Linked DNA regions of Homo sapiens: all the other regions are linked to region 1. The links are chromatin loops, found by intact Hi-C in ENCODE. Cell type or tissue: heart left ventricle. All regions are shown on one strand. Links, peaks and the distances in the headings refer to the core of each region. The heading gives the core; the rest is flanking DNA. Region 1 has its middle 51 kb from the start of TLR10. Region 2 overlaps TBC1D1 (TBC1 domain family member 1). Region 3 has its middle 180 kb from the start of LINC02513. Region 4 holds the start of LOC124900692.

Region 1 (7,601 bases), core at 1,248-5,247:
GTGCCTGGTCAGAAGAAGCTCCATTAGTGCTTAAGAACTGTATTCAATTGGAACTTTCAACCAATTCAATATGGTCACAACGGGTTGGCTCCTAGTAAGCTGCTCAGTAAGTGTTTCTTCAGGTGACGTTGGCAAATGAAAGGCAGTAAGGCCCAGTGATTTCAGATCCAGACTGTGGTACTCAGAACCATATAATCCTGGGGTCAAATCTCAGCCTTGCTTGCTTCTTTCTGCGTGCCCTGAGCCTCTCCCCTGTAGAGAACCTATTTCACATTGTTGCTATGAAAATGACATGAGATCATGAATGTGAAATTTATCATAGTATTGCTCATACTACTACCTTGGGCTGGGAACTATTCCTGGGCTTTCTCATTTAATCCTCTTGCAATTCAAAGAGGAAGGCGCTCTTAACTGCCCCACTTCTTACAGATTAAGAAGTTGAGGAACAAGGGCTGGAGCGGTGTCTCCAAGGTCACGAAGCTAGTAAGAGTGGGTATAGATCGCAGATGCAGTGGCTGGTCTTAACCGTTAAGGGAGAGCTACGAAGTCCCACGTGTGGACAGTAAGTACTCAGTAAAAGTACACTGTTACTGTTACTGCTGCTGCCATTGTGCTGGACAGCCGGGGAAAGTGAGGGGCAGAGAACTTGAGTCCCCATAGCTACTCCATAACAGAGCCAGAACCACGGGTGGCTCCAACATTCAGATCTGGGGTACCAAGCCTTGTTGCTTGTTTCTTAACTGCTTTCTCCAAGGCCTGCCCTGGGCAGCCACACCCAGAGTTCTCACGACACCCTGGAGCTCTTGCCACCCAGAAGTTCTTGCCACACCCTGCCTGCTCCCGGAAGGTAACAGGGCCACTGAAGAAGGGCTGCATTGTTGTGGCCTTAGCCTTGGCCCTGAAGGCCAGGAGGACAAACACTTTGGCTTGTAAGTACTGCAAATCAATAAACAGTAAAACTCAGAATAAATGCCCTCTTGAACTTCAACTGACCTCAACTCCAAGCTGGCTGGTCCTGAGGACAAATACCCAGGAACGTGATTCCAGGAGAGAATACTTCTGCATGGCATCCAGTTGCTACCTGGCAGGAGGGTGTTTGCCTTTGAGAGAGGTGGGGGCAGGGGTATCAAATTCTCCTGGGGAAGACAGGAAGTTTGCCAGCGCCACCCAGAGCAGAAAAAAAGTGTGGCAGTATCAATAAAGATGACAATAGCAAGAGATCTCCTTTTTTCCTCAGAGTCCTGGCCTGCATGAATAGGTGAAATCACAACAGCTAAGATTCAGTGAGTGCTTCCTGTGTAGGCCACGTGCTGCACTTAGGACCACACGCATGGGTTCGTTGAATGCACTCAACAACCCTATGGCATGGATTTTATTATTTTCATTTTTCAGGTGAGAAAACCATGGTACAGAGAAAAGTAAATCGCTTCCCCAGGGGCTGCTCGGCCCCCAGGAGGCAGAACCAGAGTCTGAACCCAAGCGATCTTTTACGGCCCTCCCCTGCAAGCTGGCAACGGAGTATTTCCCTTTATGGTCCCTCTCATTTAATTTTGAATCAGATGTCTTATGCCAAAGTATATACAGAAAGGACACCACTTTGGAAGGTATCTTTGTCCATTCTGGCTACTATAACAAAATACCATAAACTGGGTGTCTTTTTTTTTTTTTTTTTTTTTTTTTTTTGACGGAGTCTCGCTCTGTCGCCCAGGCTGGAGTGCAGTGGTGCGATCTCGGGCTCACTGCAAGCTCCGCCTCCTGGGTTCACACCATTCTCCTGCCTCAGCCTCCTGAGTAGCTGGGAATACAGGTGCCCGCCACCACGCCCGGCTAATTTTTTGTATTTTTTTTTTTAGTAGAGATGGAGTTTCACAGTGTTAGCCAGGATGGTCTCGATCTCCTGACCTCGTGATCCTCCCACCTCAGCCTCCCAAAGTGCTGGGATTACAGGCGTGAGCCACCAGGCCCGGCCAACTGGATGTCTTATAAACAACAGAAATTCATTTCTGACAGTTCCAGAGGCTGGAACTCCAAAATCAAGGCACAGGCAGAGCTGGCATCTGGCGAGGTTCTGCCCTCTAGTTCATAGATGGTGCCTTCTCACCATGTCCTCCCAAGGTGGAAGGGGTGGGAGGTCTCTCTTGGGCATCTTTGATGAGGGCACTCTTCCCATTCAGGAGGCCTCTGCCTTCATGACCTAATCACCTCCCAAAGACCCAGCTCCCAGTACCATCACCTTAGGGGGTAGGATTTCAACATATGGATTTTAGGGAAACACAAACATTCAGACCATAGCAGAGGGGATGAGAGACCCCTGAAGCCTGCTAAGGCTCCTGAGAGCAGCTGACAAATGTATAGGATTTTGAAGAAACTTTTAAAGTCCCAGGGCAATCAACTTTGTTCCTGCTCTGAGTCTGAGAGGTCCCCATTCAAAGTTAGCCCCCTCATTCAGTCTTTTTTTTTTTTTTCTTAAATTTTGAGACAGGATCTTACCCAGGCTAGAGTGCAGTGGCACAATCACGGCTCACGGCAGCCTCCACCTCCCAGACTCAAGGGATCCTCCCACCTCAGCCTCCTGAGTAGCTGAGACTACAGGTACACGCCACCGTGCTTGGCTAATTTTTGTATTTTTTGTAGTGACAGGGTTTTGCCATGTAGCCCAGGCTGGTGTGGAACTCCTGGGCTCAAGCAGTCCACCCACTTTGACTTCCCAAAATGCTGGGATTACAGGCCTGAGCCCCTAACTCAGTCTTTATTGCACAGCATTAAAAGGGTGGAAGGAGCGCTTCACAGAGCCATTCTCCTCCTCCCACCACCATGAGAGGTACAAATTCTACCAAACCTCGTCTCCTGTCTGCCTCTGGTGCAGGTTGAGGTTTGGCCTTCAGGGATTGCTCCTCTGAGCTAATTTCTTGCAAAGGATGTGACAAAGGTCACTAGAGAGAAAACACCTCAGCACGTGTTCCATAGGCCAATGCGGTGAGTTCAGCACAGCCCCATCAGCACGCAGACCATGTGAGAGGACTCATGCATGGGAGGCCACCCACGAACAGGGCTATTTTAATAGAATGTCTTCGGGTGTGGTGAGAAAAACCCCGGCTTGGAGTGTTTGTGGTTCATCTGGAATCAGGCAGCGCTGTTATAAGCTTGGGGCCTATACAGGCTTCCTGGGTTTCTGCTTATTGATACACATTGTAGGTCCTCCAAGAACGGTCCTGAATCATTCCCTTGGTTATGTCCATGTACCGGATCATTCCTTTGATTAGTACACTGTAAATACTTCAAGAATGCTAGAGAAAGTTTTGAGATCAGAGCCTTTCCCACAAAAGGTCAGGAGTTCCAGTTCTCAATAAGCCGAGGTATCTGTGGTTAGAGGAGTCCAGAAAATGCGGGCTGTGTGCGCCCCCTGCTGGAGAGGGAGGCCCAGGCACGCGGAGCTTCTAGTTCAGGGCCGGGGTCCTCTTGAGGGTTCTCGGAGCACCTTCTCGCGGCTCAGAGGGTTCTTCTTCCTGTCCTTCCAGGGCGGCCTTGCGTGAGAGCAGGACTGCTAAGGGTAATGTGGCAATCTAGAGCCAGATTGCCGGGGTTCGAATCCTGCTTCTGCAACTGCTCTGTAACTTTTGGCAGGTCATTAAACCTCTCTGTGCCTCACCTTCCTCATCTGTAAAGTTGGGATGATCATATTAGAGCCTACCTCAGAGAGTACTTATGAGACATAAACGAGATAACATCTCAAACACTGAGGCACAAACAAAGCAAATGTCAAAACACTTAGAATGGTGCCTGGCACATAGGGAGTGTTATGTGTTAATTATATATTAATTATTGCTATTATTAATATCATCATCATAATTCTCTTGGTTATTAATAAAATCTAAGAGAAAGCTTTTCTCCTCTCTCTCAACCCTAAGGGTCACTTTCACGGGCATCAGAAATTCTAACAATCCCAGAGCCAGGATTACAGGCATGAGCCACCGCACTAGGCTCATTATTCTAGATACTAAGAGGAGGGAAGAAACTGCTAACTCTATTCCAATAAAAACATCTTCTTCAAAGAAAAAAGGTAAGCCAAGCACAGTGGCCATGCCCGTAATCCTGGCACTTTGGGAAGCTAAGGTGGGAGATCACTTGAGGCCAGAAGTTTGAGACCAGCCTAGGCAACCTAGCAAGACTCCCCCTCTACAAAAAAATTTAAAAATTGACACATGCCTGTGGTCCCCGCTACTTGAGAGGCTGAGGTATGAAGATCATTTGAACCCATGAGTTTGCAGCTACAGTGAGCTGTGATTGCACCACTGCACTGCAGCTTGGGCAACAGAGTGAAACACTGTCTCTAATTAATTAATTAATTAATTAATTAATTAATTTTTAATTAAAAAGAAAAAGAAAAAAGAATAACTTTCATATCAGCCAGGCACTTCCAAAGTTGTTGGGCTTGTTGGTTGTCTCTGATAGCAAAATAATCTATAGACTGCCTTTTATTTCTGCTTTTGGGAAAATTTAATAAAGTTTGGTTTCTGAGGTAGTACCCTCAATTTAACAATTTGTTTTCTTGAAAATTTGAAGATTATATATATGTCTCTTCACGTGTATGCATATGCCTTATGTATATACACACATATGTGTATTTGTGCAAACATGTATACATCCATATTCCATTTTAGGCATTAGGCATATGCTTACAAAGATACATAAACATATATATTGTGAGCATGTTTAAGACTATATAGGCCAGATTGGTGGCTCACATCTGTAATCTCAGCACTTTGGGAGGCTGACGCAGGCGGATCACTTGAGATCAGGAGCTTGAGACCAGCCTGGCCAACATGGGGAAACCCCATCTCTACTAAAAACACAAAAAAATTAGCCGTATATGGTGGCGGGCACTTGGAGTCTCAGCTATTTGGGAGGCTGAGGCACAAGAATTGCTTGAACCTGGGAAGCAGAGGTTGCAGTGAGCCAAGATTGCACCACTGCACTCCAGACTGAATGACAGAACAAGACTCTGTCAAAAAAAAAAAAAGACTATATAAACACATACATACAGAATGCCTTATAGATGTTTATGCCCCTTTGAGTGGAACACTGGTGGTTGTGGGGAGGAAGGCACACATGGAAGAAGTAAAAATAGCCATAGGGTTCCCCAGGGGACGATATTCTCAAGAAATTTGGAAGTTCAGCAGGGCACAGCTCAGAAAGGGAGGTGATGGTGGTGGTGGTGGTAGTGGTGTTGATGATGGTGATGGTGGTGGTGATGGTGATGGTGGTGGTGATGATGGTGGTGGTAATGGTGGGATGGTGGTGTTGGTGGTGATGGTGGTGGAGGCTGTGGTGTTAGTGGTGATGGTGGTGGTACTGGTGGTAGTGGTGATGGTGGTGGAGGCAGTGGTGGCGGTGGTGGTGATGGTGGTGGTGGTGATGATCATGGTTGTTGGGGTGGTAGTGGAGGTGGTGATGGTGGTAGTGTTGGTGGTGGTAGTGTTGGTGGTGGTGGTGTTAGTGGTAGTGATGGTGTTGGTGGTGATGGCGATGATGGTGGTGGAGGTGGCGATCATTGTGGTTGTGTTGGTAGCAGAGGTGGTGATGGTGGTGGTGGTGATGGTGGTGGTGGTGGTGTTGGTGTTGGTGTTGGTGTTGGTGATGGTGATGGTGATGGTGTTGGTGGTGATGGTGATGATGGTGGTGGTGGTCATCGTGGTGGTTTTGGTGGTAGTGGAGGTGGTGATGGTGGCAGTGGTGGTGATAGTGATGGTGCTGGTCGTGGTGGTGATGGTGTTGATGGTGGTGGTGGTGATGGTGTTGATGGTGGTAGTGGTGATGGTCCTGGTGGTGATGGTGATGATGGTGGTGGTGGTAGTGGTGATCCTGGTGGTTGTGGTGGTAGCGGTGATGGTGTTGGTGGTGTTGGTGGTGTTGATGATGTTGTTGTTGGTGGCAATGGTGGTGGTAGTGGTGTTGGTGGTGGTGATGGTGTTGGTGGTGATGGTGATAATGATGGTGGTGGTGGTGACCATGGTGGTTGTGGTGGTAATGGAGGTGGTGATGGTGGTAGTGGTGGTGATAGTGATGGTGCTGGTGGTGTTGTTGGTAGTGGTGATGGTATTGGTGGTGGCAGTGGTGATGGTCCTGGTGGTAATGGTGATGATGGTGGTGGTGGTAGTGGTGATCATGGTAGTTGTGGTGGTAGTGGTGATGGTAGTGGTGATGGTGGTGGTGGCAGTGGTAGTGATGGTGATGATGGTAGTGCTGGTGGTGGTGGTGATGGTGGCCTGGTGGTGGTGGTGGAGCTGGTGGTGATGGTGGTGGTGGCAGTGGTGATGGTGGTGGTAGAGGTGGTGGTGATGGTGGTGGAGGTGGTGGTGCTGGTAATCGTGGTGGTGGTGGCGGTGATGGCAGTGGTGGCGGTGGTAGTAGAGGTGGTGGTGGTGGTAGAGGTAGTGGTGATGGTGATGGTGGTAGATGTGGTGGTGGTGGTGGTATATCTACATGATGCAGCAGGCTAGTAGAAGATCCCAAAAAGTTGATTTCAAGAGTAGCTGGTGGTTGTGGTAGAACCAGCTTTGCCATTCTTTTGCCAGGAAAAACTTGTGCTTGGCATCACTACTTGTGGCACGCCTCTTCCGAGCCCTAGACTAAGTGCCCTCTCTGAGCCTCCATAGCACCCTGTAGCACTCACTCCTACCATAGTGTCTGTCGCTCTCTTGTCTGACCTCTCAGTATAAAGGAAGCTCGATGAGAGTGAGTAAAGCTTTTCCTTTTCACTTCTGCATCTCTAGTTCTCAATACATTGCCTGGCACGAAGTTGGCACACTGTAAATACTTGTTGCATGGATGAATGGATAAGCAGACAGGTGGACACATGCATGAATGAATGAAAAAATGAATAAGTGAGTAAATAAATAAAAAAGAGTCAGAGGTCTGCAAGCCTGGAACTGGGAATTATTCCTACCTGAGGAGCTCCAGAGAGCAAGAGCAAGAACTGGGGATTTACCATCTGCTGGGGTTTGCCTCCTGGTAGAATGATGGATCAGCAGCAATGGCACTTTATCATAGCCCAAGGACATAAAGCATTCTGATTCAGGAAGCCTCTTGAGACTGAAGAACCTCCTAGCTGAGAAGATATTTCTCCAAGGCAGCCCTAGCCAGATGGGAAGTTATTTTGGATGAAGTCACCCTGTGGTAGTTGAAAAACACAATACGGTCAACACCTACTCTGTGATGACAGCATGCATCTTCCCTCTAGTGTTCAAAGCTTACTTTGGCCTTATGAAGTAGGCATGATTATTCTATAAAGAAGAAGGCTGCACCCAAAGATGCGGAGTGGCTGGCTAGTAAGTACAGAGTCAGGATTCAAACCAGCTCTGTTGGCTCCAGTATCCCCTGTGGCTACTTGGGAAAGCAGGATTGATGAAAAAGGGAAGAAATTCTGTTGGTTAGAGAAACACTCACTGCTGTAGCAAACTCTGAAATTTGTAATTGCTCCAATAATAGACGTGTATTTCTCATGTAGAGTCTCAAATGGGATTCCTGGTGAGCAGATGGGCCTTCTCCAAGAAGAGATTCAGGAACCTGTGCTCCCTCCATCCTGTGGTACCATCAACTTC
Region 2 (7,601 bases), core at 182-4,181, 670 kb before region 1:
CTTAGGGTGAATGCCTTGTGTGACGCTGAGTATGTGGAAGGACCATTCATTCTTGGTAACTATACACTAGGCAGAGGGTGGCGTTAGCGAAGCTACTGCAGGTTGGGTGTGTTTAAGATTTGGATTTATTTTTCTTTTAATTTTTATTTTTAGTTCCAGGGTACATGTGCAGGATGTGCAGGTTTGTTACATGGTTAAACGTGTGCCATGGTGGTTTGCTGTACCTATCAACCCATCACCTAGGTATTAAGTCCAGCATGTGGTTATTTTTCGTAATGCTCTCCCTGCTCCCTGCCGCCCCCCAACAGGCTCCAGTGTTTGTTGTTCCCTTTCCTATGTCCATGTGTTCTCATGATTCAGCTCCCATCTATGAGCAAAAACATGTGGTGTTTGGTTTTCTGTTCCTGCGTTAGTTTGCTGAGGATAATGGCTTTCAGCTTCATCCATGTCCCTGCAAAGGACATGGTCTCATTCATTTTTATGGCTGCATAGTAGTCCATGGTGTATATGTACCACATTTTCTTTATCTAGTCTATCATTGATGGGCATTTGGGTTGATTCCATGTCTTTGCTATTGTGAATAGTGCTGCAGTGAACATATGCATGCATGTATCTTTGTAACAGAGTGGTTTATATTCCTTTGGTTATGTACCCAGGAATGGGATTGCTGGGTCAAATGGTATTTCTAGTTCTAGATCTTTGAGGAATTGCCACACCATCTTCTACAATGTTTGAACTAATTTACATTCTCACCAACAGTGTAAAAGCATTCTTACTTCTCCGCAACCTCACCAGCATCTGTTGTTTCTTGACTTTTTAATAATCACCGTTCTGACTGGTGTGAGACAGTATCTCCTTGTGGTTTTGATTTGCATTTCTCTAATGATCAGTGATGTTGAGCTTTTTTTCATGTTTGTTGGCTGTATGAATATCTTCTTTTGAGAAGTGTCTGTTCATGAGAGAGACATATTTGCTCCTCTGAGTAAAGGGTAAGGATGCTTACGTCTGTGTGACAGCCTTCTCTCTTTTTCAGAACCTCACTGTGGATCGCCATCGTTGGCCTGTACTGAAGGTAAAGCAGATAGAGGCAGTCTCATCTGTCAGATGAAGACCTCATACACCTGTTGATTAAGAGGCTTTCTTCAGATCATGGTTTAGAGCGGTGTTTTACAAACTTGATGTGCTTGGAGTCTTCTGGAAATCTTGTTAAAAGGCAGACTCTGTTGCAGTAGGTCCGGGTGGGTTCTGAAGTTCTAACAAGCTCCCCAGTGAGGCTGATGTTTCAGGTCCACTGTGAGGAGGCAGGGCTTAGAATAAACAACCGTGGGAAATCCAGTCCAGATCTTTGATGCATCCTAGGTTAGGCCTGTCTGTCAGGCTGCCCTGGGTCTCTAGTGATGGACTCCAGGAGTCTCTCAAGTCTCAAATAAGTCTGAGTCATCAGGGATATTTTTTGAGAAGAGTTGTGCTGTCTGAAGAAGCAAAGAGTGAGTGTGATGGGGAAAATGCAGTGATTAAAAACATGGTAAGGTTTAAAGAAAGATTTGACCATATGCCAGGTGAACCCAAATGTATGGTGCTTTGCGTCTTTCCTGCCCTTTGGTTTTCCAGGGAGGCAAGGCCTTATCTCTTATGGAGCACAGGAGACACAGTGTGGGCGTTTGTTTTCTCAGCCGTGGGCTCTAACCTAATTGTCAAGCCTACAAAAAAAAAATGCTGAAAATCAACTTCTGACTAGATATCTGGTAGTACATAATCTCCATAATTTTCTCTCTGGGTGTATTATGCAAAAGATAATCCTTTGTTATTAAGAAACAATTTTTAAGGCAACTCCCAACTTTGAAACGGGGAAAAATCATTTTATTTACCTCTATGTGCTAGGGAACAATATTAAATTTAGTTTTATACTTTTCCTTTAAGCATTTCAGATTATATTGTGCATTTCACCAACAATAGAAGCTTTCAGACTTTATATGTCTTGTAAAAAAAAGCCTAATATAGATAAGAATAATTTATTGATTTGAAACCCATTGTATAAGAAATAGTCCAGTGAAACTTAAGTTCAAAGTTTTTTTTGTCTTGTGGATGTAGCTATGTCAATATGCCTAGTTTATAGTAACATTAAGTCTAGTGGATTAGATATTAGATATCAATTGAGATGTAAGCAGTAATAAACAGTAATGCCTAAACTGAAGTATATAATCTGAATCTTTATGATGACCAATTTATATTATTGTGAAAAACTTAGGAACTGATTTGAAACATGATTTACATGTTTTACATGAAACATGATTTACATGTGTCATATATAGTTTTCAATAATTTACGTACCAGCAGGAAATTTTAGTGGATAAGTGGAATAAACTGCAGGTGAAACTTTGCTGGAAAATACAAGCATAGTGACATCTGTGCACCAAAAGCACCTGGGGAGATTTTTTAAAACATGGGCCAGACATGCCTTCCTGGCTGTCTCCCTCACTGTCAGTGAGTGTGGGGATGGGGTCTGGGCCTGAATTCTTTCTTTTTAGACTCCTCAGGATTCTGATTGCTGCCACGTTGAGAGGGTTGACCTCAATTCGGACCTCAGAGGGTGACTTGAGAAACTGTCACCACTTGGTGGCAGTGTTGCTCCCCGCATCTTGATTGCCCTTGTTTCTTTCCAATCCCGGAAAAGTGTGCTTGTTTTTTTTTTTTTCCCTGCGTGTTTTTGTTTTTGATCTTGCTATAATATTTATATTCCTTGCTCATTTGCAACTTATTTGAATGGAGAGCTACTTTCTGAAATCTAGATGTTTTTCTTTTTCTACAGGGTTTTAGGGCATGGGCAAAACACGGAAGAAAAAAGTTGTCTTCAGTTGGCAGAGACGTGGATTTTTAAGATTGTTCTTAATTTACTTTCTGTATAACTTTGCTTTTCTGTGGTGAACAAAGACCAGGTTCAAGATAAAATATTGCAAGCCAAGAATCTGATTGTTCATGGATTTCTATGGTTAAAGATACTTGATCACCTCCCCATCCGCCCCCTACCCCACCCACCCTGCGCCGCCCCCACACCCCATTGTGCTTCTTGGCTTGTCATTTCAAAAGTCAAGGAAGTCACAGTGAATGGCAAGATTTTACCTCGACTTGCTATTTTTGTGCCTGTTAACAATTGTGAGTTAACACTGACTGAGCTTTTCCTAGTGAACCTCCGGCGTTTAAACAGCCAGTCCATAACACTGTGTGAGGGCTGGAGCTAAGGTTATTGGTGACACAAGATAGCACCTGAGCCAGTGCTGCTTGGTAGGAGGGCTGAGGGGAAGAGGGCTGAGGGCTTGGATGCTGAGATGCTAGAGTCACATCGCCTGGATTTGAATCCCTGCCCTCCTGTTCTGATACCAGCTGACCCATGACGATGCTACAGCACCTGACAGCAGATTCCTCCTTAGGGCTGGTCTAACTCTAGAGTGTGTGCCTGTGTGCCTGCAGGAGAATGTCCAAAGTGAGTGATCTTGATCTGTTAACCTTTGAATTTTAACCTATACCAGGGAGCCATTGAAGAGTTTAAAGCAAGTGAATGACGAGTAGTTTGAAAATATTTCCAGGTGGATAGAATTTGTGGACATACATGAACATGAGCAGCCTCAAAATCAGGGCTGGGACTAGAGTGAGGCCAGCACGTGTCCAGGGTGCAAAATGTAAGGAGGCATTCACTTTCAGGGCCTGGCAGGTGTGGACCCTGAACTTCCAGGACCTTGAGAGTGAGTGTCTCCTAAGGATTACACCCTGGGGGCCTATTTGCCTCATCCTGGTCCCTGGTCCTCTGTGTACCCTATTGCCTGCTTCAGTAAACAGGCAGCCCTGCAAGGGAAGGAAGGGTTGGATCAGCTCTGAGGAGGGAGTTTTTTTAGAAGGATAGATTTGTTTTGTTTAAAAAACAGCTTTATTGAGATATAATTCACATCCTATACAGTTTGTTCATTTAAAATGTACAATTCAATGTTGTGAGGTTATTTTTTGGTATATCCACAGAGTTGTGTGACCATGACCACAGTCTAATTTTTTTTATTTTTTATTTTTTGAGACGGAGTATTGCTCTGTCGCCCAGGCTGGAGTGCAGTGGTGCGATCTCGGCTCATTGCAACCTCTGCCTCCTGGGTTCAAGTGATTCTCATGCCTCAGCGACCTGAGTAGCTGGGATTACAGGCATGCCCCACCAAGCCTGGCTAATTTTTATATGTTTACTAGAGACGGGGTTTCACCATGTTGGCCAGACTGGTCTACAACTCATGGCCTCAAGTGATCCTTCTGCCTCAGCCTCCCAAAGTGTTGGGATTACAGGCGTGAGCCCGACCCACCGCAGTCTAATTTTGAAACATTTTTTGTCCCCCTAGAAAAAAACCTGTAGTTGTCACTTGCCAATCTACTGCCGTCCACCTCTAACCATAGACAGCCCCTAATCTACTTTCTGTCTCTATAGATTTGCCTATTCTGAACACTTCATCTAAGTGCAATCATATAATATGTGGTCTTTTGTGTCTGGCTTCTTTGATTTAACATGTTTTCAAAATTCATTATGTCATAATACATACCAGTAATCCATTCTTTTTTAATGACTTATTAATATTCCGTTGTATAGAGACATCACATATGGTTTATCCTTTACCAGTCGAGAGGCATTTGGATTGTTTGCACTTTTGGCTGTTACGGATAATACCGCTGTGAACATTGATGTATGTGTTTTTGTGTGTTGAATGTGAGCTGGTGTGGAAACTCCTCCTCCAGGGGGGCCTTACCTGTGATTCTACCCACGGGGATGGTTAAGCCAGCAGGGATGGGAAGGGTTTGGTCCTGCTGGCCCTAGGCTTTCCTGCAGGCTGCCATGTGCCTTTCTTCTGCCTAGGCTGAAACGGAGGCTGCCCTGGTTTCTGGCACTGCCCTCATGAGTGTGTGGGAAGGCTGGGGGAAGCCAAGTCTCCATGGTGCCTCCATCAGGGACCCTGCAGCTGGGAGGCAGCCAGAGGGCCACAGGTTGGTAGCATTCACACAGAGCTACATTTCTTTTTTTTTTTTTTTTTGAGACAATCTTGCTCTGTCGCCCAGGCTGGAGTGCAGTGGTGCGATCTCCGCTCACTGCCACCTCCACCTCCCAGGTTCAAGGAATTCTCCTGCCTCAGCCTCCCAAGTAGCTGGGACTACAGGCGTGCGCTGCCATGCCCGGCTAATTTTTTGTGTTTTTAGTAGAGACGGGGTTTCACCACGTTGACCAGGATGGTCTTCATCTCCCGACCTCGCGATTCACCTGCCTCGGCCTCCCAAAAAGTGCTGGGATTACAGGCGTGAGCCACCATGCCCAGCCTACATTTCTTTTTTTTTTTTCTTTGAGATGGAGTCTTGCTCTGTCACCCAGGCTGGAGTGCAGGGGCACCATCTCTGCTCACTGCAACCTCCGCCTCCTGAGTTCAAGTGATTCTCCTGCCTCAGCCTCCGGAGTAGCTGGGATTACAGGCAACTGCCACCACACCTGGCTAATTTTTTTATTTTTATTTTTTAATAGAGACGGAGTTTTTCCATGTTGACCAGGCTGGTCTCGAACTCCTGACCTCAAGTGGCCTCAAGAGGCCAATCCGCCTTGGCCTCCCCAAGTGCTGGGATTATAGGTGTGAGCCACTGCACCCACCCAGCCCGTAGCTACATTTCTGTCAGCTGTTTGCAAACTGTGCCCCAGAATCCCCTGGAGGACTTGTAGAACCACCAGTTACTGGGTTACGCCCCCAAATGTCTGATGCTGGAGATGAATTATCTTGGGTGGAGCCCTCAAGCCGCAGCAGCTGATAAGCATGGGGACCTCCTATTCTGATAAAAATTCCAAAAAAGTCCTGAGTGATTAATAAACAGCACATTGAAAATTAGAAATGAGTTCTATGGCAGGGGATGAAACAGGCAACAAAGCCTATTTTCTTTGCAATGAAGCGCATCAGATATTAATAATAGCCATTGTAATTATCTTTATCATGTATTAAGCATTTTGTGTTTTTCACTTTTACACAATTAGATGATCCCCATAGGTATTACCGCCTTTTTTTTTTTTTTTTTTTGAGACAGAGTCTTGCTCTATCCCCCAGGCTGGAGTGCAGTGGCACGATCTTGGCTCACTGCAACCTCTACCTCCCAGGTTCAAGCTATTCTCATGCTTCACCCTCCTTAGTAGCTGGGATTACAGGCGCCTGCCACCAGACCCAGCTAATTTTTTGTATCTTTTTTAGTAGAGACAGGGTTTCGCCATGTTGGGCAGGCTGGTCTCGAACTCCTGACCTCAGGTGATCCGCCCACCTCGGCCTCCCAAAGTGCTGGGATTATAGGCGTGGGTCACCACAACTGGACTTACTGCCCATCTTTTAAGAGATGAGGACAGAAAGATTGAGTGACACAGTTATGTCTCCTGCAGCTCTTGGTTCACATAGCCAGGATTCGTATCAATCTATTTAGCTCTAAATCTAGTCTCTTAATCACAGTAATGAACCGTTGACAGTTTTACGAGTAAATTATCAAGAGTTTTGATAGGTTTGCTCACTTAAATTAGTGCTTGTACAGTAATGGGCTGTGTTAGTGTGAAGGAATGTATCTTATGTTGGAAGTACTCTAGAATTAAATGTTAACTCTTGCTAATAAAGCATACATTTGGGGCATTATTAGCAACTTTTTTTTTTTTTTTTTAGCAAAATTAGAGGCTTCCTAGTTGAGTGGTTTATGTTATTTATATTTATTTATTTGTTTGTTTGTGACAGGGTCTTGCTCTGTCACCCAGGCTGGAGTACAGTAAGTAGCACAATCATAGCTCACTGCAGCCTCGACCTCTTGGGCTCAAGCAGTCCCCTGCCTCAGCCTCCTAAGTGCCTGGGACCACAGGTGCGCATCACCACGCCCTGCTAAATGTTTACAGTTTTTGTAGAGACAGGGTCTCACCATGTTGCCCAGGCTGGTCTTGAACTCTTGAATTAAAGCAATCCTCTTGCTTCAGACTCCCAACATGCTGGGATTACAGGTTGTGCCACTGCGCCAGGCCTCCATGTATTTGAATGAAAGAGCAGACATCTCCTGGAGGTGGCAAAGCTATGCATGCCCCCCCTGGAGGGGAGCTGGGGGCTCTGGGGTTACAGTGATGGCACATTCAGGGAGCTCTCCGCTTTGTGAGATCCTGAGATAAAGCCAAAGGATGCATTAAACTGCTTCTAAATGAACTTTTTCCAAGTGAATTTGTTATATCACTTCTATATAAATGAAAATATTTGCAGCATGAGTACTAACAAGATTTTTTTTTTCTTTTACCCCGATGGAGTCTCGCTCTGTCGCCGGGCTGGAGTGCAGTGGTGCAATCTTGGCTCACTGCAACCTCCGCCTCCTGGGTTCAAGCGATTCTCCTGCCTCAGCCTCCCGAGTAGCTGGGATTACAGGTGCGCACCACCACGCCCAGCTAATTTTTGTATTTTTAGTAAAGATGGGGTTTCACCATGTTAACCAGGATGGTCTCTATCTCTTGACTTTGTGATCTGCCCGCCTCGGCCTCCCAAAGTGCTGGGATTACAGGTGTGAGCCACGCTCCCGGCCAAGATTTTAAACAT
Region 3 (7,601 bases), core at 1,517-5,516, 550 kb before region 1:
TGGCGACCTGGCCTGATGTTGGCATTAAGTTTGGACATTGTTGAGGAAGAAATGTTACTAGGCTGACCTTTCGTGGGCTATGGCCAAGTTTGGGTGAGGGCAGAGTGTTGACAAGTGCCCTTTGCCCTGATTTCCTGTGGCTTGGTGGTCCTGGATCTGGGAAAAGCAGAAGCAGCTTTATAGCTTGGTTTGTTAGTTGCCTGCCAAAGGAGCAGTAACCTGCGATGAGGTTTGTTTGGCACATTTTTTTTTTTTTTTTTGCCATTTATTCACTTGTTATACTCGAGTGTATATGCTGGTTTGTGTACTTTCTTTCGACTGGGGTTGGTGTATCAACTAGAGCAGGAAGGGGTGCGGTGATGACAGAAGTGGACCAAGACCATTCTCAGATGGGGAAGAGTGGAGACAGATGTGTGGGAAATTGACAGGAGCCAGGGGTCAATTTCTTATTGCCAGAGCTTTGAAAGGAAGCGAAATCCTTTTTCAGAGGGCTTTGGCAGGGCTAGTACTAGGGGGAGGCAAGTGAGACCTTTGTCGTGGGTACGAAATGCGAGCGGGTACCCAAAACTCAGTAATCAAGAAAAATAATATTTTAATGCAGTTAAAAAAAATCAAAATGCAAAAAAAAATCATAATAAATAAAGCATTAAAATTTTAAGTAAAGACAGGATGCACTCCTGTACTTGCGAGACTCTGCCTCACTTAATCCTAATCCCCATTCTGGGCTTTCTTTGGAGCCAAGAAATGCATCCCCTCAAAGTCCCAAACTTGTATTTGAACAACACTTGTGAATTGCAGTAAAACTGGTACCTGGGCATTGCTGAGTTAGTTCTTGTAGCTCTCCAGGAAATTTTCCAGGCAGTGGGAGCCCTGCTCAGGTCCAGCCTAACCACCTTTGCCCAAGAAATGTGTGTTGGCAGTGACCCAAATTTTCCACCAGGTGGCACTCTTGCTCCAACCACGTGCCCCTGAAAAGAGGATTCTTAGCTAAGAGTGATTTAAACTAATTGTTAAATTGTGCTTCTTTTTGGAAAGGCTGAAAAAAATCCTGAGCAGGAATTGGGGTAAACAATGATGGGATATAAAGAGTATTTGAGGAGTGTTCTGGAAAACTTGGAGCAAGGTAGGGCCTGATTAGTGGCCGGCCACAGGCTGTGCTGCTCTTCAGCAGGTGAGAAAAGGGAGAATTTTAAACCGCCTTTTGTTCTCAGATGCAATATAAACACATGTGACATGGGAGAGAAATGTGGGATTAATGATTTTCTGTGAAGTATATCCTGGTAACAGCTCAGGCACTTGAGTCAGAAAGACCTGGAATGTTGGTTCCACCACTTCCTAGCTGTGATCTTGGATGAATGACTGGGCTTTGACAAGCCTGAGATTCTGCATCTTTAAATGGGGATGATTGTAGCTGCTCCTCCAGACGGCCATTAGAGGATTAAATAAACGAATGCACATAAGGCTGTTTGCACGGTGCCTGGCACATAGTAAGTGTTCAACAAAGATGAGGTGTTATTATGGACTTTTAGGCAAAGCCTGTCCAGCTAAATTCCTGGGCCTGGCCTCCCTTGGCTGTTGCATTAATTAAGGAGATGACCTCAGGGTGACCCAGAGAAATAACTTGATAATGAACCATGGCTCGAGGAGACTGGACCAGAAGAGTTTCCCACCTGGATAGAGTTTCACAGGTGTGATTTTTGAAACAGGAAATCAGGCTGGGTTCCCGGGCTCCTGAGCAGAACTGTCTCACCCTCTGTGACTTGTACACATCTGACCACCAGGTGACTGATCCCACTTAAACTATGCATTGTTGTGGAAAGTATCAATTTACAAGGATGTGTATTGGAACCTTTCCATGAGTCCAGTCTGTCTCCTTACTGTTCTGAACTCCTGAACTCACAAAGATGCCCCAAATTAACTATCCTTCAATAACAATGAGTTGATAATAGTTCCTGTTTGTTGAGGCTTACTTTATGTCAGTCACTTTAATAAGCACTTTACAGACACAGGTTCCTTCATGTCTCAAAACCACCTGGAGAAGTAAGCAAACCCATTTTACAGACAAACTAAGATTTAAGGAAACTTAGTACCTTAGCAGCTCTCCTTCAGCCAGGAATTGGTATAAACTTAGATCTGTCTGACTTCTAAATCAATCAATCAATTTATCATTGGCCTATCATCTATCCATTTGACAGCTTAAGTACAAACCATTCCAATCTAATTAAAGCAATGTTCCATAGAGACCTCTAGGGTCTAAGAAAATCTTTTTTGGCCTCAATTGAGGCTTCTTTCTTGAAAATATAGGGAGATATTCATGGCTGCACCTTTGCAGATCCATACACACATAGCTCATATATGTGACTCTCTAAGTAGCATGTTCTTACTTGTGGGCACTAGGACCAAGATTATGGTCCATTCTTGTGTCCACTGCACTTCCGGGATTCCCCAGGGAGAGCTCATTTGGGAGGATGGTCTGACAGTGTCATTCTCTGTTCTGCACTGAGCTCCCTTTGCTGGCCTAGGAAAAGCTAGCTGGCCAAAATGGTCTCAGTTTTCAATGGGATGCAGTTGGACAAGAGAGGATGCATCAGACAAGATCAGTTTGACCTTGGCTGCAAGAAGGAGCAGAAGGCAAATGCTATCTTCCCCAGTGAAAAACATCACTAGCCATCCAGGGAGGAAATCTGGTTTTCTCAACTGGAGAAGATAGCTACAGTTCAAAAGTTTAGAGTCTTCTTCGTGAATACAGTTCCTGGCATCAGTTGAGGGATCAGCGTAGATAAGTGGAAGTTCCCACTTATAGCATGTTTGATTTCTTTCCCCCAATGCAGTTTATTACCTCTAAGTTTATCCTGTAGCTCAACTCGGACTAATAAAGTTTTCTCTAGTACAGAAGGTCCATAGAGGATCTACTTTATTAGTTTAAGTGGGTTTTAATTAGTCAATTAGAGAACAGTTTCTTCTCCAGGACTTAAAAACGATTTTGTCAAATTATTTCAATGAAAATATAGTTGGCTTTATTTAGTAACTAAAAAAAGTCACTTCTAGTTTATATTGTTACAAATTAAGGTCAATGAAGTTTATGGATTAAGAGGCAAGAAACAGGCCGGGTGCAGTCGCTCACGCCTGTAATCCCCGCACTTTGGGAGGCCGAGGTGGGCGGATCATCAAGTCAGGAATTCAAAACCAGCCTGACCAACATGGTGAAACTCCGTCTCTACTAAAATGCAAAAAAATTAGCCAGGCATGGTGGCACACGCTTGTAATCCCAGCTACTCAGGAGGCTGAGGCAGGAGAATGGCTTGAACCCAGGAGACGGAGCTTACAGTGAGCTGAGATTGCGCCACTGTATTCCAGCCTGGGTGACAGAGCAAGACTCTGTCTCAAAAAAAAAAAAAAAAAAAGAAAAAGAAAAAAGAAAAGTCAAGAAACAATAATGTGTTTTTCCTTCATACGTAAATATTTTTATTAAAATTAAAATGACCCAAAATAATATAATAACATATAGAATTGAGAGGTGACAACATGCTGGCAGCCCTTGCTCGCTCTAAGCACCTCCTCGGCCTTGGTGCCCACTCTGGCCGCCGTTGAGCCCTTCAGCCCGCTGCTACACTGTGGGAGCCCCTCTCTGGGCCGGCACAGGCCAGAGCCGGCTCCCTCTGCTTGTGGGGAGGTGTGGAGGGAGAGGCGCGGGCGGGAACCAGGGCTGCACGCCGTGTTCACGGGCCAGCATGAGTTCCCGGTGGGCATGGGCTCGGAGGGCCCCGCACTCAGCAGCCCGTCCCGGGCAGTGAGGGGCTTAGCACCAGGGCCAGCAGCTGTGGAGGGTGCGCCGGGTCCCCCAGCAGTGCAGACCAGCCCGTGCTGGTGCTCGAATTCTCGCTGGGCCTCAGCTGCCTTTCCGTGGGGCAGGGCTCGGGGACCTGCAGCCCGCCATGCCTGAGCCTCCCCCCATCCCCCGCCGTGGGGTCCTGCGCGGCCTGAGCCTCCCCAATGAGCTCCGCCCCCTGCTCTGCGGCGCTCGATCCCATCGACCTCCCAAGGGCTGAGGAGTGCAGGCTGGCGCTGCGGGACTGGCGGGCAGCTCCACCTGCCGCCTGGTTCGGGATGCACTAGGTGAAGCCAGCTGGGCTCCTGAGTATAGTGGGGACTTGGAGGACCTTTATGTCTAGCTAAAGGATTGTAAATACACCAGTCAGCACTCTGTGTCTAGCTCAAGGTTTGTAAATGCACCAGTCAGTGCTCTGTGTCTAGCTAATCTAGTGGGGACTTGGAGAACTTTTGTGTCTAGCTCAGGGATTGTAAACGCACCCAGCAGCACCCTGTCAAAACGGACCAGTCAGCTCTCTGTAAAACAGACCAATCGGCTCTCTGTAAAATGGACCAATCAGCAGGATGTGGGTGGGGCCAGATAAGGGAATAAAAGCAGGCGCCCTGGGCGCAGCAGCAACGCGTTGGGGTCCACTTCAGCAGTGTGGGAGGTTTGTTTTTTCAGTCTTTTCATAAATCTTGCTGCTGCTCACTCTTGGGTCTCCACTGCTTTTATGAGATGTAGCACTCACTGCGAAAGTTGGCAGCTTCACTCCTGAGGCCTGTGAAACCACGAACCCACCAGGAGGAACGAACAACTCCAGGCCGCCTTAAGAGCTGTAACACTCACGGGGAAGGTCTGCAGCTTCACTCCTGAAGCCAGCGAGACCATGAATCCACCAGAAGGAAGAAACTCTGAACACGTTCGAACATCAGAAGGAACAAACTCCAGACGCACCACCTTTAAGAACTGTTAACACTCACCGCGAGGGTCCACGGCTTCATTCTTGAAGTTAGTGAGACCAAGAACCCACCAATTCCGGACACAGAATCATTATGATTTCCTTGGAAAATGGATGTGTGGAAAGATATTTACCATGGGCTTTCTTTGGAGCCAATAAATACATCCCCTCAAAGTCCCAAACTTGTATTTGAACAACACTTGTGAATTTCAGTTAAATTAGTACCGGGAAATTGCTGAGTTAGTTCTTGTATCTAGAACTATCTTCAGTAGAATGACTGCACATCCAGATGTAGACAGGCTGGGAGGAAGGGGCCAAATCTTACTCATTTCATTATTCTCGGTCTCCAGCATAGGACTGACATGGGTCTTTGATCAACAGATGTTTACTGGTTAGAATTAAAATCCAGCATGCGGATTCTCATTTATTTGATTCCTTGAGATGAAAAGGGCCAGTCTTCTGACCTTTTAATCCACTGTCAGCACTGGCGCCCCGATCAGAAATTATAGCACAGGAGCCTAAGCTCAGAGCGACTACAAAGGGGTCAGGGCAGAGGGAATTGAAGACACAGATTCTATCCCCGTCTGGACTTTTCATATGGACGAGGGAAGAGGTTCATAGCCTCAGCTGAGCTGCAGGTCAGACAATTGGGGTGGATGCTCTTTTATTGAGCACCTGCTATATAGATCAGGATATTTGCATTCACTCTCCCATTTAATCCTCGCAAGAGGTTGTGAAAACACCGACATCGCTTCTATTATCCCCATTTAGAGATGAGGAAACCAAGTCTTAGCCAAATAACCTGCATAACGGAAGAAGCTGGGATTCAAATCCGGGACTTCAGAATGGAAGAATGATGTCAAATTTCCTCTCAACAGCAGAGATTCATGCAGCCAGTAGGGGAGCTAGGGCTCACCTTAAAATGGCACTAGGTGTTTGCAACTTTTTGAACAAAGGCATTTTTAGGGAACTAGTGGACAAGCGGTTGATTTGGCAGGAAGCCCGCCAGACAGCTAGAAAATGCAACTGGCCTGGGACCGATCAATCAATTTCAGGTTGCAGTATGTTTTTTCCCCTCCAAATCCATCCACTGAAAAGTCCTTGGAGTAGGAGCGGACTTGAAAAGAACTGCCAGGATGGAAAATACTAATTTTTTTTTTTTGGCATTTATTTTAAAAGGGACTTACCTAAAGCTCTCTAGATCCACTAAAGTATTACACAAGAAGATGGGTGAGTCTCAGGCTCTTCAATCAGAAAATTATTTCCATAGGTCAAAAGAGCCAAAGAATTTCTCAACTCTATTTACATTCTCAAAAAGAAAAATTTAGTCTGAGCATGGTGGCTCATGTTTGTAATCTCAGCAGTTTGGGAGGCCGAGGTGGGAGTGTCACTTGAGGCCAGGAATTCAAGACCTGCCTGGACAACATAGTGAGACCTGTCTCCACAAAAAATAAAAATAAAAAAATTAGGCAGTTTTGGTGGTGTGTCCTGTGGTCCCAGCTATTTGGGAGGCTGAGGCAGGAGGAACACTTGAGCCCGAGTGGTCAAAGTTACAGTGAGCTATGATCACACTACTGCACTCCAGCCTCGGCGACAGCAATACCCCATCTCAAAAATATAAAAATGAAAATAAAAGAGAAAGAAAGAAAAAAGAAAAATTTATTTCTAGGTTCAAACCCCATTTCCTTTTACCGACCTTAACTAAATTTCTATTTGTCATCTTTTTAACTGGTTTGTGTGACCCTTTTTAACTGGCTTGTGTGCCATGAATGTCTGATTAAGATGTTTGTTTCCGCCTCTTATACAGTAATCAGGCAAGGAAGCACAATCTCTGGGTCCAAGAGGGGGTTAGGGAGGAGGATTCAGTTAAACAATCATGAAAACAGGGCCCTGTGGTAAGATGGGAGGGGCAGAGTCCTCCCCCTCAAGGGACTTAGTGTCCAGTGGGAGACACACAGGCCACTGTTGTCCGGTACCCATGGGGCATCTCTGGGTTCCTCCAGCAGGGAGCCTGATTAGGATCCATGAGAAGCTTCTCTTTGCACCCAGAATCTCTCCTGTTCAATCCAGCTCCCTGTGGGCTCTTAATTGTAAGGCTTTACTATTCGCCAGGGAGACCTCAGGTTTTTCATTGATTAAAGAGAAAGACTCCTTTGACACTACAAAGAGGAACATTTAAATTGCCAGGTGATTTAATGCAATTATCTCTCCTTGGCCTGACAGGTTGAAATGAGCAAAGGAGTGAAAGGATTCAAGGAACTTAACATAAATCGAACCAGTTATTTTCTCACTAGCAATCAGCAGATTGAGGATGTTCACTGGGGAGACGGATGATGCTTCCTGCAGCAGTGTTAAGTGCATTAAAAAAGAGCAACTCAAGAAAATAATTTCCAATGCTTTCCAATTCTTTTGCCACCTGGAAACTTTCTGTTCATTTATTTTTAAAACTCATTTTTAATCTTTGTGTATTGAACTTCCATTGGGCGCCTTTGAGGGGCCTCACTGCATTAGTTTGCTAGCGCTGATGAAACGAAGTACAGCAAACTGGGTGACTTAACAACAGAAATGTACTGTCTCCATTCTGGAGGCCAGGAGGTCAGAGACCAAGGTAGCAGAGGGGTTGGTTCCTTCTGAGAGTGGTGAAGGAAGGACCTGTTCGGGGCCTTTTTCCTAGCTTCCGATGATTTGCTGCCATCTTTGGCAGTCCTTGGCTTGTAGACACATCACCCTGATCTCTGCCTTCATGTTCACCTGGCATTCTCCCTGTGTGCATGTCTGCATGTGCATATTTCTTCCTTTTTATAAGAACACCACCATTCGTATTGGATT
Region 4 (7,601 bases), core at 3,060-7,059, 680 kb before region 1:
GTTTTCTAAAATCTCTCACTGTAAGAATTCTAGATTCTTCTAACAAGATTTATTCATTGTAATAGTTGGGTTCCTGTGACCAGTTAGAATCGTCTGGTTATGGAGAAGAGTAATCAGAAGTTCCCCCCATTCCTTCCAAGTGTCCCTTAGTGATTCATTTAACTCTGTGTGCCAGAGACTATAAATGGACACAGTTATCTTTAAAAACAACTTTAAACAATTTTAAAAATCTCTCACCTAATATGAATCAAGGTCACACCTGTGTACAGTCGCTGCCTTCTTCTGACCAGCAGCCGCAGAAGTCCCAGGACCTATGTGTTCGTGTAGTTCATACACGGATCATTGAGAGTGTGAGTTAGTACAGAAGTGTTTGGAATGTTCTGAGTAAAGAAGTGTGAGCATTAACAGTCCTGGATGATGGAGCAGAGCCTCCCAGCTTTGTTTTCTGTCAGCCATTGGAAAGAGTTCTTGGTTCTTTGGAATTCAGCGGGGTAGTGGTGATCCCAAAAGCAGGGGACATGTCAGAAGGTACTGCTTAATAAATACACGCTTTTAGAGACACACATCGTTGGGTTGTAGCTGTGTAAGTTTCTTGTGTTTAACACCCTGTCTGCACATTACTTCTGTGCTGCCTCACCACTGCCTGCCCACTCCTCTGTTGTTGGCGTTTTCAGTGATCATTGAAACATTCCTGTCTGGAGAGTCCTAGTTCTCTTGTGAAGTCTGCTGTTTCTCAAAAGCCAGAGTTGATAGGACTTAGTATCAGTACTTTTCCTTTCTCCATGAAGAATGTAGCTTTATAATAGATGATGTCACACATCCGTAATGGGAGGGATGAGGAGATGCCTGTCTGTCTGCCTCTCTAGCATGGCCCATTCTGCTTTCTTTCCCCCTTGTGAGCTCTTTTCCGATTTATCTACAGGAAATAAGACATTGAAATTCAGGGCAGGATATTGTTCATTTTAAAGGGAAATGTATTTTTTAAAGTTCAGTTTTTTTTTGCTTTTGTTTATACTTTAATTAAAAATTTTTTTTCCTGCCAGTTCCTGAAAAAGAAAATAGAGAAAGAAATATTATTGTTCCTGGGCGAAGTGGCTCACTCCTGTAATCCCAGAGCTTTGGGAGACTGAGGTGGGAGGTTGCTTGAGGCCAAGAGTTCAAGGTCACAGTCAGCTGTGATCGTGCTACCGCACTCCAGCCTGGGTGATAGAGTGAGACCTATTAAAAAAAAAAAGTATTGTTGGGAGCATAAACACGTGGGAAATGGTCAAGAACGGCCGTCAATATACTCTGTTTTTCACTGAAAACTACCTTTGCCAGAGAGCGAGCAGAGATGAGGAAAAGGAGTGGAAGAAGTCCTCCACTCTGATAGTGTTACTGGAACAACGAGACAAAAGCGGTGTGCTCCTTCCACCTGTTTGCTCCGTGTCCCTGTCGGCGCCCCCTCTCCTGCTAACCCCCCCGTGCTTTCTCTGATTGCTGTTTAGTGTGGATCCTTCACCTGTGGGTGAGTCTAAGCACCGCCCAGGTCAGTCTTCAGCTCCTGCTCCTCCACCTCGTCTTAACCCCTCCGCCTCCTCGCCAAACTTTTTTAAGTACCTAAAACATAATTCCAGTGGAGAACAAAGTGGGAATGCTGTGCCAAAGAGGTGAGCACACTCACGTGGCAAGTTTGGTGTTGTCTGTTTTCCTGGGGAGTTCACACTGATGAGGATGTGCTGAATGGGGGGAATGTCCATGCAGGAAGCAGAGCCACTGTGTGTGTGTGTGTGTGTGTGTGTGTGCGCGCGCGTGTGTGTCTTTGTTTATATTTTGTCTTATTTTCAGCTGTCATTTGAACCAAGTTAATTTTACTATTGATGACTTTTCTTAAGATTATTATGAAAACAGATCTTAATGGCAGATTGGTTTGTGTTTGTGTTTGTTTTTTTTTTTTTTGAGACAGGGTCTCACTCTGTTCCCCAGGCTGGAGTGCAGTGGCGTGATCTCGGCTCACTGCAGCTTCTGCCTTGTGGGTTCAAGCAGTTCTCCTGCCTCAGCCTCCCGAGTAGCTGGGACTACAGGCACACGCCACCATGCCCGGCTAATATTTTTATTTTTTTTTGTAGAGATGGGGTTTCACCATGTTGACCAGGTTGTTCTTGAACTCCTAACCTCAAGTGATCCGCCTGCCTCAGTCTCCCAAAGTGCTGGGATTACAGGTGTGAGCCACTGCACCCTGCTGCAAATTGTTTTTTTATACTTATTTTCACATTTCCTTGCCCTAGTGGACACTTACATGCATGCGTATATACACACACACGCGCGCGCGCGCGCGCACACACACACACACACACACACACACACACACACAGGATAACATCTGTGTTTGATCATGTACACTGCAATTTGTGCCATATCAGAAACTTCCTGATTGATTTAGGGGAATTATTTTTCCCAGTTTGAAAGGAAGAGTTATTTGGAAAATGGATGGATTTTCTTTTTTAAAAAATTATTGATCCCATTCATTTAAAATCAAATTTTATTGGTGAAAATGAAAATTAAATCTCATTCGTGAACTACTTTTAATTTCTTACCTAGTTTTCTTTTCTTAGCATTAGAACAAAAATGTTTCTTTTATTTTGAAGCTTATATTTTATACTTTGTGTTTTTATGTTTCTTTATCCTAAACTCTTTTTTCAACCAAACTCTTAGCATCTCCTACCGTAATGCCCTGCGGAAAAAACTTCATTCTTCTTCCTCTGTGCCAAATTTTCTAAAATTTCTGGCTCCTGTAGATGAAAATAACACCTCTGATTTTATGAACACAAAAAGGTAGGGCTTAATTTAGATATATCAAGCCTGGGTGTTACTAAGTGTTGAATATCATTAGATATACAAGGGTGTTTTAATTACTATTTTGCCATTTAAAAAATCATTTCAGCTAAATCTGTTGTATCTTCTTTCTTATACTTTTTTCTTACTGAATGCCATTTTTAAAAATGTGCAACCAACCTGTTCTCTAGTTTTGACGAGGATTAGTTTAAGTGTTATCTTAAGAAAAGTCTTTGCCAAGTCTCTGAGACCAGTGTTTCTGGTTAGTGAGCATATGTCTGTTTCAAATCAGGATGTCTGATCTGTTCAGGACGTCTAATCTGTAAGTTGAGGGGATTGCTTACTTACAGGTACATAACTTGGGTATAAATTGGAAGGGCCTTCTCAGGTTGTCCTGTGAATAGGAGAAAACATTTATGATTGTGTTTATATATTGATAACTGTATTTTGTAGTTTAAAAAATACACACGTTAAAACAATTATCATCATCAAGTGACTGCATAGTTATTGCCTTGCTGGTTCTGTGTAATTAAATTGCAAGTTTTTTCATTTTTTGTGGGAATCCTTGGAGACATGGGCCTGTGCTGAGCAGATATTCCCATGCACAGAAGAGGGCAGAATGGGGCCCCTTGGCATCACCCCCTTTCCCCCTTTAGGCAGTTTCTCTTTATCAAAGTGGCACCAAGAGAGGCCCAATTGGAACTATGATATGTGGAACATGTTTCTTAATCTCTGTTACAATCGAAATCACTTAAGGGCATGTAATCTTTCTCTTTTCATGAAAAGAATTCTGTAAGAAAGCAGTTCTTTAGGAATGATGACCCACTGTGAGCTTGATATAACTTCTGTGATTGATTATTTGTTTATACAAAGATAGTTGATAATTTAGTGATTTGTTTAAAAAAATGTTAAGCTAACAAAATCCCGTGAATTCCTCCCCACTAGTCATAAATCAATCATCTTATAATTTTAGGGACTTTGAATCCAAAGCAAACCATCTTGGTGATTCTGGTGGGACTCCTGTGAAGACCCGGAGGCATTCCTGGAGGCAGCAGATATTCCTCCGAGTAGCCACCCCGCAGAAGGCGTGCGATTCTTCCAGCAGATATGAAGGTAAGGCCGGTACCTGAAATGAAACCTCAAAGAGAGCACGCTGACAGAGGACCCTGGGAGCCCCATCATATTGGTAAGAAAGCAGAGCGCCGTCCTCTTCAGTATTGGCAGGTCTGAGGCAATCACAAAGGTAACTAGGGAGGGAATTTAGAGGTTACCCTCCATTTCTTAGGGAAGGAATTTAAAGCTAATTTAGGGTAACCTCTCCATAAACAGGAGCAGAGCTCTGATGTTTAGAGTGGTCACAGTGTTAACCAGCGGTGAATCCAGACAGGTCTGCGGCAACCTCACTTCTTGCCTCCTAGGACATAAGGCAAAAGGAGAGACTGAGGCAAGTTTTAGAGCAGCAGTGAAAGTTTATTAAAAACTTCAGAGCAGGAATGAAAGGACGTCAAGTACACTTTGAAGGTGGTTAGGCGGGCAACTTGAGAGATGAAGTGTGAGATTTGGCCTTTTGACCTGGGGTTTTATATGCTGCCATACTTCCGGGGTCTTGCGTTCCTTCTTCTCTGATTCTTCCCTTGGGGTGGGCTGTCCGCATGTGCATTGGCGTGCTAGCACACGGGGGTTGTGGGGGAGCGTGCGCAGGGTGTTTACTGGAGTTGTAGGCGTGCTCACTTGAGGCGTTCTTCCCTGTCCAGTCTAGCATTCCTAGAGGAACGTCATGCACCAGGTAAATTCCGCCATGTTGCCTCTTAATGCGCATGCTTGAGCCCACTCGCCCAGCTCCCGAGATCTTATTGGGAAGCTGCAGCTCCCCAGTTTTAGGTGTTTTCTATCTACTGGGAGCCCGCCCTTCCTTGGTGCCCGCTGTGACCAACGATCACTTTAGAGAAACAGTTGACAACTGCCTGACCAACACCTGATGGTCGCCTGACATTGCTGGTGCATATCTGGAAAGGGCCCTCTCCTGCCGTCCTCATGTCTGACGAGCTACCCGCTGTAACCAAAGCGTGGGCTTCGGAGTCTGCTTTCAAATCCCAGCTTTTCCCCTTAGGAGCTGTGAACTAGAATAAACTGTCTAAAGTTACCACCTATAACCTGGGATTAATTATGCCTGTTGCCACACTGATAGAGACAAGGCAGCATGATATCATTACTGATACATTTTTTTTAAAGCATTCAAAATTCATAGTACTGGAAAGAAAATCAGTGATGCGAATGTTTCCAGGGTAATGTCACCTCCCATGCTGTGGAAGTCCTTCGGGTGAGCCTGGCCCCTTGCTTCTTTTGCCCCAGCCTTTCTATGTGGGGGCACCATGGAGCTGCCACTCACCAGCACCTTTTTTCCCTCAAGTAGTTTGTACCTATAAAGTATTCCTGCCGTGGGTGGCCCCTCGGTGGAGCTGCTGAGCCTAGCCAGGGTTTGATTTCTCTTCCTGCCAGTGTGAGCCAGATGGCCACATCTCTCTTCCCCTGCCCCGTGGAGAGGTCTGCTTACCGCAAAGAAGGGCTCTTCCTCCCAGGTCCTGTAGCACCCTGTTAGAGGGTGTGGAGTGGAGCAGTGGGAACCAGAGCCACCAGAGGGAGGCCCTGGAGGAGGAACGAAGCTGATTCATGTCTGAAAGGGGTGCCAGAACCCAAGTTTCGGTGTTTAATAAAGAGTGCCTCGGTGTTGCGGTGGCCATACCTCACAGGGCATGGTCGCTTGGAAATTTCTGCTCGGAAATGCTTTGTGCAGTGGCCAGGATGCGTTAGGGGCCACAGATGACTGCTTGCTCCATCATAGAACAGTTCCAAGTTTTCAAACGAGCATTCACAGACTGAGCCGCATCCTGCCTCCCTGTCCTCTGATTCCTGGCTTCTTCTCTGGTCTCTGAAGCCACACGGAAATGTGTTTGCATCTGTTTCCTGCCCTTCAGATGACAGAGGACCATGGAAGCTGCTGCCTCCTTTAGCTCTCTTCTCCAGGGGAATTGCCCTCGTCACTGTTTGGGAACCCCTGGTCCGAGTCCTGTCCTCCGAAGAGCCTCTGCCCCTCCTGGAGTCCTGAGTTGAACTTGGTGTTCACTTGGCCTCTGGCTCTGGCAGTGTGTTGCTCCTTCCGTTGACCTGCCACTGCTCTGTTAATGCAGATTGATCTTCATAATCTGTTTCTGCTTTAAGTGATTAACTCAAACATTCTTGGCTCTTATTCTATCTTGTCCTTTGGGATATGAACCATTATTTAAATTTGGACTGGTTTCCTGGCTTGGCACAGTTGACCATGCCTGTAAGCTCAGTGCTTTGGGAGGCCAAGGCAGGAGGATCCCTGGAGGCCAGGAGTTCGAGGCCACCCTTGGCAACATAGTGAGACCCTGTCTCTACAAAAAAATAAAAATTAGCTGAGCGTGGTGTTGTGAAGCTGTAGTCCTAGCTACTTGGGAGACTGAGGCAGGAGGATTACTTGAGCCCAGGAGTTTGAGTTTACAGTGAGCTGTGATCACACCCCTGCACTCCAGCCTGGGCAACAGAGTGAGACCTTGTCTCGCGGGGTGGGGGAGTCATGTCTATACTTGAGAAGTTTTTTTCCCTCGCATAGTTTGTACCTATAAAGTATTCATCAGTTTTGAGCAGTCCTTTTGCGATTGTTTTGAGTCTTGAGTCTGGTGACCAGTAAGTTGTATATATTTGCCTGTCAAGTGGACAAACATGGCCTTTGTGCCTTTAAGTAATGGCTAAAAGTACCAAACAGAACAGGGCCTGGCATAGATGCTGCTCCTCCTGTTCCTAGGCCGTAATCACCCCTGATTCATCAGACCCCAAACAAGTCAGCTCCTCTCCCTCCTGTGCCCCACCACCCAATCTCCTGCAGGAAGATGTCTAGAGACCCCTGTCAGCGCTAGGCAGAGATCACCATCCATGTCCACCTTTCCTCTGATGCAGGTTCCCACTAGCCCCTCTGGCTTGTGCCATGCCAGCCATGAACTCACCCTCATGCCCCACCCGAGCCCTGGCACAGGCTATTCCCTCTGCCTGGAATGCTCTTCGTCAGTATCCCCATGGCTCCCTCCCTCCCCTTCCCTTGTATCCTGACTCTCCCATAGCAGCTCTCTCCCTGTAACACATGTTCACAGGTTCATCTTTGTCACCCATCTCCGGCAGCTCCTGCAGGCTTGATGGCTGCTAAAGGCAGGCAAGTCAGTGGCTCAGATTCTTGCAAACTTAGTGATTAGTGATTTCTCAACTCCCTCCTCATGCCTCCTCTGTCTCTATAGGCACATATTATTTCTTATCTCTTCTCAGAACCAAGCCGCCTGAATTTCTGAATAACATTGTTTAAGTGTTCTGTGTATGCAAAAGAAAAACGAGAATAAAAGGATTATTAAGGAAGAATTAATATAATAATAGCCACATATTATGCTCTTTTTATACTCTGCTAAGTGCTTTACATGAATTATTTCCTTTAATTAGACAATCTTAAGAACATCGACATTTTTATGAAGCCCATTTTACAGGTGGGTGAGTGGAGGCTGGGAGTGGCTTAAATCACTTTCCCCAAACCAGGGAGTTAGTGGGAGCCAGAGGCAGGACCTGAGCTCGCGGGTCTGAGCTCCAAAGCTCATTCTCTGAACTGTGCACAGCACTGGGCTGCAGCCAGAGATGCAGGACGCTGCGGGACCCTCTGGAGGTGGTCCTGCCTGTGCTTCCCTCTTCCCACAGGAAGCTCCCTATAGGCATCTGTGTTGGGCGTG

What was found. Hi-C counts contacts between places; a loop is a spot of excess contacts. Peaks named below come from ENCODE experiments on the same cell type or tissue, not always from the same donor. Only the 100,000 strongest peaks of a DNase experiment are listed, where the experiment ranks them.
Region 2: it touches region 1 in a loop (7-fold over the local background); 87 of 110 quality-filtered maps call a loop at or near these places.
Region 3: it touches region 1 in a loop (15-fold over the local background); 100 of 110 quality-filtered maps call a loop at or near these places.
Region 4: it touches region 1 in a loop (4-fold over the local background); 84 of 110 quality-filtered maps call a loop at or near these places.

What each region holds. Positions count from the first base shown.
Region 1 is chr4:38,727,909-38,735,509 of GRCh38, forward strand. No RefSeq gene overlaps it. Among named protein-coding and RNA genes, the nearest start is that of TLR10, 51 kb to the right of the region's middle. RefSeq lists an enhancer at 2,938-3,307. In heart left ventricle, for the core only: a CTCF peak has its summit at 3,421 (motif pointing left); a DNase peak (open chromatin) is centred at 3,413.
Region 2 is chr4:38,059,587-38,067,187 of GRCh38, forward strand. The region is part of intron 14 of TBC1D1 (TBC1 domain family member 1); the gene reads left to right. Among named protein-coding and RNA genes, the nearest start is that of PTTG2, 100 kb to the left of the region's middle. In heart left ventricle, for the core only: CTCF peaks have their summits at 2,611 (motif pointing right) and 2,812; a DNase peak (open chromatin) is centred at 2,625; H3K4me3 peaks cover 835 bases; H3K27ac peaks cover 1,453 bases.
Region 3 is chr4:38,178,898-38,186,498 of GRCh38, forward strand. No RefSeq gene overlaps it. Among named protein-coding and RNA genes, the nearest start is that of LINC02513, 180 kb to the right of the region's middle. RefSeq lists enhancers at 667-836, 1,137-1,196. In heart left ventricle, for the core only: no CTCF peak of the experiment used is centred there; DNase peaks (open chromatin) are centred at 3,725 and 3,991.
Region 4 is chr4:38,050,412-38,058,012 of GRCh38, forward strand. It overlaps TBC1D1 (TBC1 domain family member 1), which reads left to right. Exons shown (of 22, transcript NM_001396959.1): 12 at 1,488-1,649; 13 at 2,695-2,814; 14 at 3,788-3,927. LOC124900692 reads right to left here and starts at 5,738. Exons shown (of 2, transcript XM_047416508.1): 1 at 5,369-5,738; 2 at 4,264-4,578. The coding sequence starts at 5,555. The coding sequence ends at 4,340. RefSeq lists enhancers at 67-530, 3,907-5,106, 7,169-7,338. In heart left ventricle, for the core only: a CTCF peak has its summit at 5,329; no DNase peak of the experiment used is centred there; H3K4me3 peaks cover 302 bases; H3K27ac peaks cover 1,604 bases.